2 separate regions of the Homo sapiens genome follow, and region 1 is linked to region 2. A link is a contact called in ENCODE Hi-C or POLR2A ChIA-PET data. All regions are on one chromosome and are shown on one strand. Each heading gives the region's core, a stretch centred on a gene start or an enhancer-like site at or near the end of the contact. The rest is flanking DNA. Distances are from core to core; before and after follow the strand shown. Region 1 has its middle 33 kb from the start of GMPR. Region 2 overlaps LOC101928354 (a long non-coding RNA gene).

Region 1 (3,860 bases), core at 770-3,269, 1.5 Mb before region 2:
AGCTGGGACTACAGGTGCACGCCACCACACCTGGCTAATTTTTGTATTTTTAGTAGAGATGGGGTTTCACTAAGTTGGCCAGGCTGGTCTCAAAGTCCTGACCTCAGGTGATCCACCCACGTTGGCCTCCCAAAGTGCTGGGATTAGAGGCATGAGCCACCGCGCCTGGCCAAATTAGATCATTTTAGAGCTGAAAAAGCTTAGAAATTATTAGTCCAATTCTTTCATTTGTTAACGGGAAAACGGAGGTCAGAGATGTTGAAGGACTTGCCCGAAGTCACCTAGTTAGTGGCAGAGGCTGTGTCACGGAGTCCATATCTCCAAGCTTTCAGGCCAGCATTATTTCCTGAGCATTGCACTGTCTCTTATGTCAGGACTCAATTATTACATTAAAAGTTCCCAATCAACTGTAATTTATACGGGCTTTTAGAATACTTATAAAAACTGTATAGTCTTAGTACGTATGTCAAAAGAACTTGAATATTCTAAATTAAGCCCCACATTTTTCAAGGAATTCGGAAGGGAATATTTCTTGCTCATTCCAGATAGTTGGTTACTTGCCACCAAATTGAAGAAGTGGCTTAGCAGAGATGGTTGCTCTCAGTGAAAGTGGATCCGTACTCATTATTTCTTCCTGGCCTTAGATGTCAGCAGCCTATTTTAATTCACTTAAACCTTCATGTGTCACATCCTGTCTGGACCTCAGGGTTTCTGGAAGAAACAGAAAATAGGATTCAAATAGCCAGGCTTCCGGTCTGGAATAAGGATGCTGTGGTGTAGTGTGCTGTGTTTACCACTAGAGGGCACCTTTTCCCTTGCTTTGGAATCGAGTTTTTCAGAAACTGGAGTTTGCAATCCTCTGTATCTGTCCCTGTGTCCACACGTTAGTAAATTTTTGGTGGCTCAAATGAAATGCTCTTCCCGTACAACAATGGCACTCTGCAATCCTTAACAGATGTGATTGCTGATGGGGATAGTTACAATTCATTCTAGTCAATTAAGAGGAAATTGATGAGGGTGATACTGCCCAGGGGTGAGCAGAAAGAAGTCTAAATGTTTGGATTGGAAAAGGACTAAGAAGAGCTAATACCCTATGCTTTGGTTGTCTGCTTTAGAAGGAAAGCGTTCAGAATAATAATATGATTTAACAAGACAAATAGGGCAGACATATAGGATAAGCCTCATCCTACACAGGTGTGTAGCTAGCAGCCACCTGGTACATTCAAATTCTACTGAGGAAGAAAGGCAGACAAATACTGGGTTTAAAATATCTATCTGGCCAGATTCAGTAACTCAGACCTGTAATTCCAACACTTTGGGACACCAAGGTGGGTGGACCACTTGAGCCCAGGAGTTCAAGACCAGCCTCGATAACATGGCGAGACTTCATCTCTACAAAAAGTACAAAAATTAGCCAGGTGTAGTGGCACACACTTGTAGTTTCCACTCTTTGGGAGGCCAAAGCAGGAGGATTGCTGGAGGGTGGGAGGTGGAGGCTGCAGTGAGATGTGTCACATCACTGCACTCCTGAGGCACTGGGCGGGGCTCAGCAGCTTGTTACAATGTTTATTTTAATTAGATTCTAGCAATTGCAGCCTGTGCAGTGTAGATGTCCTAGGGCTGCCATTGTCTGCCATTCAGGGAACTTGGAATTAGAGCTCTTTGCAGAGATCTTGTGGGCATTAGGGAGAGGAGAAGAGGGGATGGAGTTATGTTTGAAAGTATGAGGAGCCAGTGGAAAAGCTAGGTTCTTGACTATGCCTGATTGGCCAATGACATGGCCACAGTTTGGTAACTGGCTGTGCAGATCCAGATTCTGGGTAGCAACAGCCCTGTACATCTGGCAACACTATGGCGTGTCTCTGTGGCAGCTTATTTTGAGCGTCACGGCTATTACCCAGAGTCAGGAGTAATGTCTTTCATTCTGAGACATCTAAACCCCCAACCACAGGCATGTTTTCTTCCAGGGCAGAGGGCAAATGCAATTACATCTGTGACCAATTTGCACAGCTGGGAGCTCAGCCTCCTGACAGAAACATTTATTTGAGATTCAAGTCTCTAGGGAGCTGGGTCACCAGACAGGAAGTAAGGTCCAGCAAGCATGTGTTGTCTACTATGTGAATGCTTGTTAGGCTGGGCCAGGAGAACAAAACAAAACAACACAAAATGTCAACTTAAGCTTTTAGAAGCAAAAAATCAGCCTTTTCTGTCTACAAACCAGGTTTCTCAGGGCATAGAGGAAAATAAGAATATCCAAATAAGACGGTTGCCATTGACCCCAGTACAAACATAGCATGCACATGGGACATGGAACTCGTGGAAGGGGCAGCTGCCTGGGAGTCAAAGTCCTGGTTTCCAGTTGTGGTTCTACCACTGTGAACTGTGGCATCCTGGGCAAGTCACTTTGCTCAGGCTTTTTATTTTGCAGGATTTTTGTGTCATTCTTGCTCAGAGGCCATGGTAGTCTTCTCCGTATCATTCCAATTTTTAGTATATGTGCTGCTGAAACGAGCACTTTTTTCTTTCTTGCTTGCTTGCTTTTTTTTTTTTTTTTTTTTTTTTTTTTTTGAGACTGGGTCTCACTCTGTCACCCAGGCTGGAGTGCAGTGGTGCGATCACAGCTCACTGCAGCTTTGACCTCCCAGGCTCATGCAATCCTTCCATCAGCCTCCCCAGTAGCTGGAACTACAGGCCTTTTCTGGAGCTGGAAGATAAAGAAAACCAACATGAAAGCATTGAATAGACAAATCCAGAGACCAGCCTAATGATTCTATTTAGTATTTACCCACAGGACAATGTCTCTGGATTGTATTTATTTATATTGTCTCCCAATGGCTTTATTGAGACATAATTCACAGATCATACAATTCACCAATTTAGAATGTACAAGTCAGTGGCTTTTCATATATTCATAGAGTTGTGCAGCCATCATCACACCAATTTTAAAACATTTTTATAACCCAAAAAAGAAACCTGCCACACTCCTTATTTATCAGCCATCACTCCTCAGGGCCTTCCCTGATTCCTTCCAGCCTTAGGCAACCAATGATCTACTCTCTGTTTCTACAGATTTGCCTATTCTGGACATTTCTTATAAATGGAATAATACAATATGTTGTCTTTAGTGACTGGCTTCCTTCACTTAGTGACTGATTTCCTTCACTTAGCATAATCTTTTCAAAGTTCATCCATACCGTAGCATGTATCAGTACTTCGTTTCTTTTTACTTCCAAAAAGTATACAATTATATGGAAATACCATACTGTGTTTATTCATTTGTCCATTGATGGACATTTGGGCCGTTTCTACCTTTTAGCTCTTATGAACAATATTCTGTGAACACTGGTGGACAAGTTTATGTGTGAACATATGTTTTCATTTCTTTTGGGTATATACCTAAGAATAGAGTTGCTGGCTCATACAGTAACTTTGTGTTTAACCTTTCATGTAACTGCCAGACTGCTTTCGAAGGCAGCTGCACCACTTTATTTTATTTTAAAAAATATGTTTATTTTAGATTCAGGGAGTACATGTACAGGTTTGTTACATGTATATATTGCATGATGCTGATTTGGGTTTCTGCTGAACCCATCACCTAAATACTGAACATAGTACCTAACAGGTAGTTTTTCAACCCTTGCCTCCCATCCTCATTCACCACTTTGGAGTTCCCAGTGCCTATTGTTCCCATCTTTATGTCCATGTGTACCCAATGTTTAGCTCTGACTTATAAGTGAGAACATGTAGTATTTGGTTTTTTGTTTCTGTGTTTAATTCACTTAGAATAATAGCCTCCAGCTGCATCCATGTTGCTGCAAAGGACATGATCTCATTCTTTTTTATGGTTATATAGTATTCCA
Region 2 (4,213 bases), core at 1,010-3,509:
CTCACAGGAAACTCACTTATACTTGTGCTCTCGTCTGACCTGTGTCTAGCTTATTCCTACTAAGATAGCCACGCTCTAGGAGAGCCCTGAATGGGAAAGAAGTTAGTTAGGTTTGAGTGTGTCAGTCAGGTAAGACCCAGAGGAGGCAAAAGAAAATGCATGAAATAACTGAAGCAGTGTATTATTTACAGATCCTGGAGAGAACAAGACAGCAACCTCAGGGCGAATGGGAAGAGGAGAGCTGTCTGGGACATATGTGCTCGACCAGTGGGTTGGAGACTGGGGAAGGGACTTGTGGGCCAGAGCCTTTGTTGGGATCCAGGGAATTACCCAGATGGGTTTCCCTTGAGGAGTTGTCATTGGTGGATTTAGAGCAAGCAGGCAGGAGTCCCACCAGCTAACGTTATGACTGAGAAGTGGTCGTTGAGTCATATCTGCATAGTCCGCCTGGGGTGCGGGGTCAGGGTGAGTCAAGTGGGCTGTGTCTATATGTCCCATAGGAAGTTGGCTGCCAGGAGGCAGTTGTGTAAGGCAGATACGTGGATTCATCACATTGAGGAACTGGGAGGAGGCAGAGAACTGGAAACTGTTTCACATGCTTCTGGTATGAGAAAGTCCAACTTATATTTAAAATGGATGATGAAACATAATATCTATATATATTTTTCTGAGATGGAGTTTCACTCTTGTTGCCCAGGCTGGAGTGCAATGGCACGATCTCTGCTCACTGCAACCTCCGCCTCCCAGGTTCAAGCGATTTTCCTGCCTCAGCCTCCCGAGTAGCTGGGATTACAGGCATGCGCCACCACACCCGGATAATTTTGTATTTTTTTCTTTTTTAGTAGAGACAGGGTTTCTCCATATTGGGCAGGCTGGTCTTGAACTCCCGACCTCAGGTGATCTGCCCGCCTTGGCCTCCCAAAGCGCTGGGATTACAGGCCACCGCACCCGGCCCCATAAATTTGTAAGACCTTGCTACACTTGTGTTTGACTATTTTCATAATGAAAAGTTAGAAATAAGAATGCACTCTCAGAGAAAGTCCCAACATTAAGAGAAGGTTGTGTTTAGTCCATCCCCTCGGCTTTGCCCCATGGGGACCCACCTGAACACACGCTAGCCAATGTGGGTTCTGTTTTCTGCCCTGGAGCCTGTCTGTAACAGGAAGCTCAGGAGTGAGTAGAGATGAATAGAAGGGTCAGGCCCTGTCCTCATGTTAATTAGCTATTCATCGTAAGGAATGGATTAACTGATTCATGATTTTCATAAATTTATTGGCCCTCCAGTTAATGAAGATCCTAATGCAGTATCTTTTGGCATACATCATTCCTTTGCGGGACTGGCTTGTCCCTTTCGGCAGACTGCCGAGCTTGGCTATGCAGAGAATGACAGCTGCTCACATTTTGGGCTTGAGGGAACTGGTGTGTCCTGTACAGAAGGTGGAAGGAGGCGGGAAACCTGGAGAAACAGGCTGGAAAGGGTAAAAATGTCCCAGTGAATTAATAATGCATGTGCACTTCCAGCACGCAGGCTGGCACTGAGAGGCTTGCTGTTTTCTGTCGACATCTGCACATCAGGATAATGGTTTTGAAGGGTTAACCTAGGGCTACTCTGTCTCTCCTTCCAGCTCCATCATTCTCCTTTTGCCAGCCCCTCCCTCCCCCAAAGCAGCCAGGCCATCTAATGCTTGTTGCCTCAGGGGACGGATGTGGTAGGAGGGAAAGCAAATAGCCTGGGTGCCTTTTGCTGACTTACACGTGTTTCAAAGGACTGCGCCCTTAGGGAGAAATGTCAGAGGATGAGATTGGCTCCCTACACCCGTCCTCATCCTCAAATCTAGATGAGGTTTCCCTGGGGTTAAGAAAGAAGGAAAGACAGTGGGTAAAGCATGATCTTATGGAGAGAGTAGCCTGCATTCTACTTCCTGGAGCTGGCTGCAGAGTCAGACCAGGATGGGGGCGGGGGGCCTCAGCAGACATTGCAGAAACTCCCAAGCCCCAGTGTGGCACAGGCCAGGCCAGGACGATTCCCCCCGCCCTCCACTCATCTGTGCTTAGACTGGTCAGGAGAGCCAGTGGGCCAGGAAGGCAGACAGAGGCAAAGGATGTCTCAGGGGACCTGTGGGCCAAAGGCTGCCTCAGCAGCCACCTGCACAGGCAGGTGGCAGCAAGAACCAGGTGACAGCCCCTTTGACATTGCACTAGGCTGCACTAGGCCCCCCAAGGCCGAGATGCATAGCCATTACATCAAAAACATCCCAGTGGAAGAGAGCAACAGTAGGTAGTTGTACATGATCTCATATACGTACTATCACTCAAGACAAAAACAAAACAAAAAACCACCGAAACCTCAAACCAAAATATACCAAAATATACAAACAGAAAAACCACTCTCTTCCTAAGTAAAAAAACAGACATTCTTTAGCATCCAAATGAACTCAGAAAATTAGAGAAATACAGAATAACACAAAGAAGAAAATGAAATCTACCTATCAGTTTATCAAATATATATCATTTTAATATTTTTATGCCTGTATTGTATAGATGAAAAAAATTGAACTCATACTGTATATGCCTTTTGTATCTTGTTTTATTCACTTAAACAGTGAACATTTTCCTCTTCTATTAAATACGCTTCTCTAAAACACTTTTAAAATTTAGCCAATACCTTGTATTGGTGTTTTAGGTTGTCCCAAGTTTTGTTATGTACATTATGTTTTTATGACAAATAACCCTTGGACATAAATGATTTTGCACATCTCTGTGTTTTTAAGCCATTAAATATAGTCATGTACCATGTAATGATGTGGCAGTTAATGATGGACTGCATATATGATGGTGGTACCATAAAATTATAATACAATATTTTTACTGTACCTTTTCTATGTTTATTTTTTTAATTTATTATTATTATTTTTTGAGACAGAGTCTTGCTCTGTTGCCCAGGCTGGAGTCCAGTGGCGTGATCTCTGCTCACTGCAACCTCCAGCTCCTGGGTTCAAGCAATTCTCATGCCTCAGCCTCCCGAGTAACTGAGATTTTACAATCATGTGCTACCATGCCCAGCTAATTTTTGTGTTTTTAGTAGAGACCGGGTTTTGCCATGTTGGTCAGGCTGGTCTCAAACTCCTGGCCTCAGGTGATCCGCCTGCCTCAGCCTCCCAAAGTGCTGGGATTACAGGTGTGAGCCACTGCACCTAGCCCTTTTCTATGTTTAGGTATATTTAGGTACACAAATCCTTACCATTGTGTTATAGTTGCCTACAGTATTGAGTACAGTACCATGCTGTGTAGGTTTGTAGCCTAGGATCAATAGACTACACCTTCTAGCCTAGTAGGCTACACCATCTAGGTTTGTGTAAGCTACTCTGTTGATGTTCGCACAACAATAAAATTGTCTAATAGTGCATTTCTCAGAATGTAGTCCTGTTAAGTGACCTGTGACTATATTTTTGAAAGAGTTGTTTATCCTTGTTATCTTCTGGTTGTTTTCCATTTACACTTCTCATTATCTCCTCAATACACAAACGCTGGTCCCCATCACTCTATAGTAATGGATTAGGAAGAGGATAGCATTGACCTCCAGGGTGCAAAGCCAGTGGTCTCTTCTTTGTATTAACTAATGCCCTGGCACTCTCCCTGAAACCCCTGCTCTTTTGACCTCAGGGATGCTATGATCACTTAATTTTCCTCATTCTCCCATGATTCCTCTTTTGCAGCCTCATTTGCTTGCTTATCTTTTTCACGTTCTCTTTAAACTGGCACAACCCAACATGCTCCCATCACCCCTCCTATTCTTCATCCTCTTCCCCCAAAAGGGTCCCCTATGCCTAATGTGCAGAAGACTGTCAGGCACTCCATGCGCTTCCAACAGCTCAAGGACTTACCCATTGCTTATTCTAGAGGCAACTCTGACCCAGGGTAACCCTGCACAAACCAGAGACTCATGCGGTCTAGTTTCAAAGGGAATGCTGAATTTAGGGAAACTGTCTAGCCTCCAAAGGAATTTAAAAATAACCCAAATCCTTTATTCCCATTTTCAAAGATCATCAAAAATGGAATCCAAATACAGAGTTCACAGCAAATGATTCTTCTCCTACTTTGTTCTCCATCCCAGCTTCCCCTGCCAATTATTCAGAGTCTCTTAACTCTTCAAATCCTAGAAAACGCTCTCATCCCTCTCCATCATTCCTTACTCTCATGACTTTCTTCTCCT

What was found. A loop is a pair of places that touch in the nucleus more often than their neighbours do. ChIA-PET counts read pairs that join two places held with the same protein, here RNA polymerase II (POLR2A). Pooled maps may share reads with other maps.
Region 1: a pooled map shows a loop between it and region 2 (7-fold over the local background). The contact joins two enhancer-like sites. A Hi-C loop is called at or near these places in 1 of 37 single-sample maps with no recorded cell type and 2 of 50 pooled maps. POLR2A ChIA-PET finds 5 or more read pairs at or near these places in 1 of 52 experiments (T-cell).

The regions. Positions count from the first base shown.
Region 1 is chr6:16,203,669-16,207,528 of GRCh38, reverse strand. It overlaps the pseudogene RNU6-1114P. Among named protein-coding and RNA genes, the nearest start is that of GMPR, 33 kb to the left of the region's middle. RefSeq lists enhancers at 1,495-1,704, 1,915-2,004. Within about 2 kb of position 2,019, at least 9 of the 41 ENCODE cell types and tissues checked have a DNase peak (open chromatin) inside an H3K27ac peak, as active enhancers do.
Region 2 is chr6:14,662,302-14,666,514 of GRCh38, reverse strand. The region is part of intron 1 of LOC101928354 (a long non-coding RNA gene); the gene reads left to right. It overlaps LOC102724463 (a long non-coding RNA gene), which reads right to left. Exons shown (of 3, transcript XR_926514.4): 2 at 4,194-4,213; 3 at 1,252-1,469. Among named protein-coding and RNA genes, the nearest start is that of LINC01108, 380 kb to the right of the region's middle. Within about 2 kb of position 2,259, at least 7 of the 41 ENCODE cell types and tissues checked have a DNase peak (open chromatin) inside an H3K27ac peak, as active enhancers do.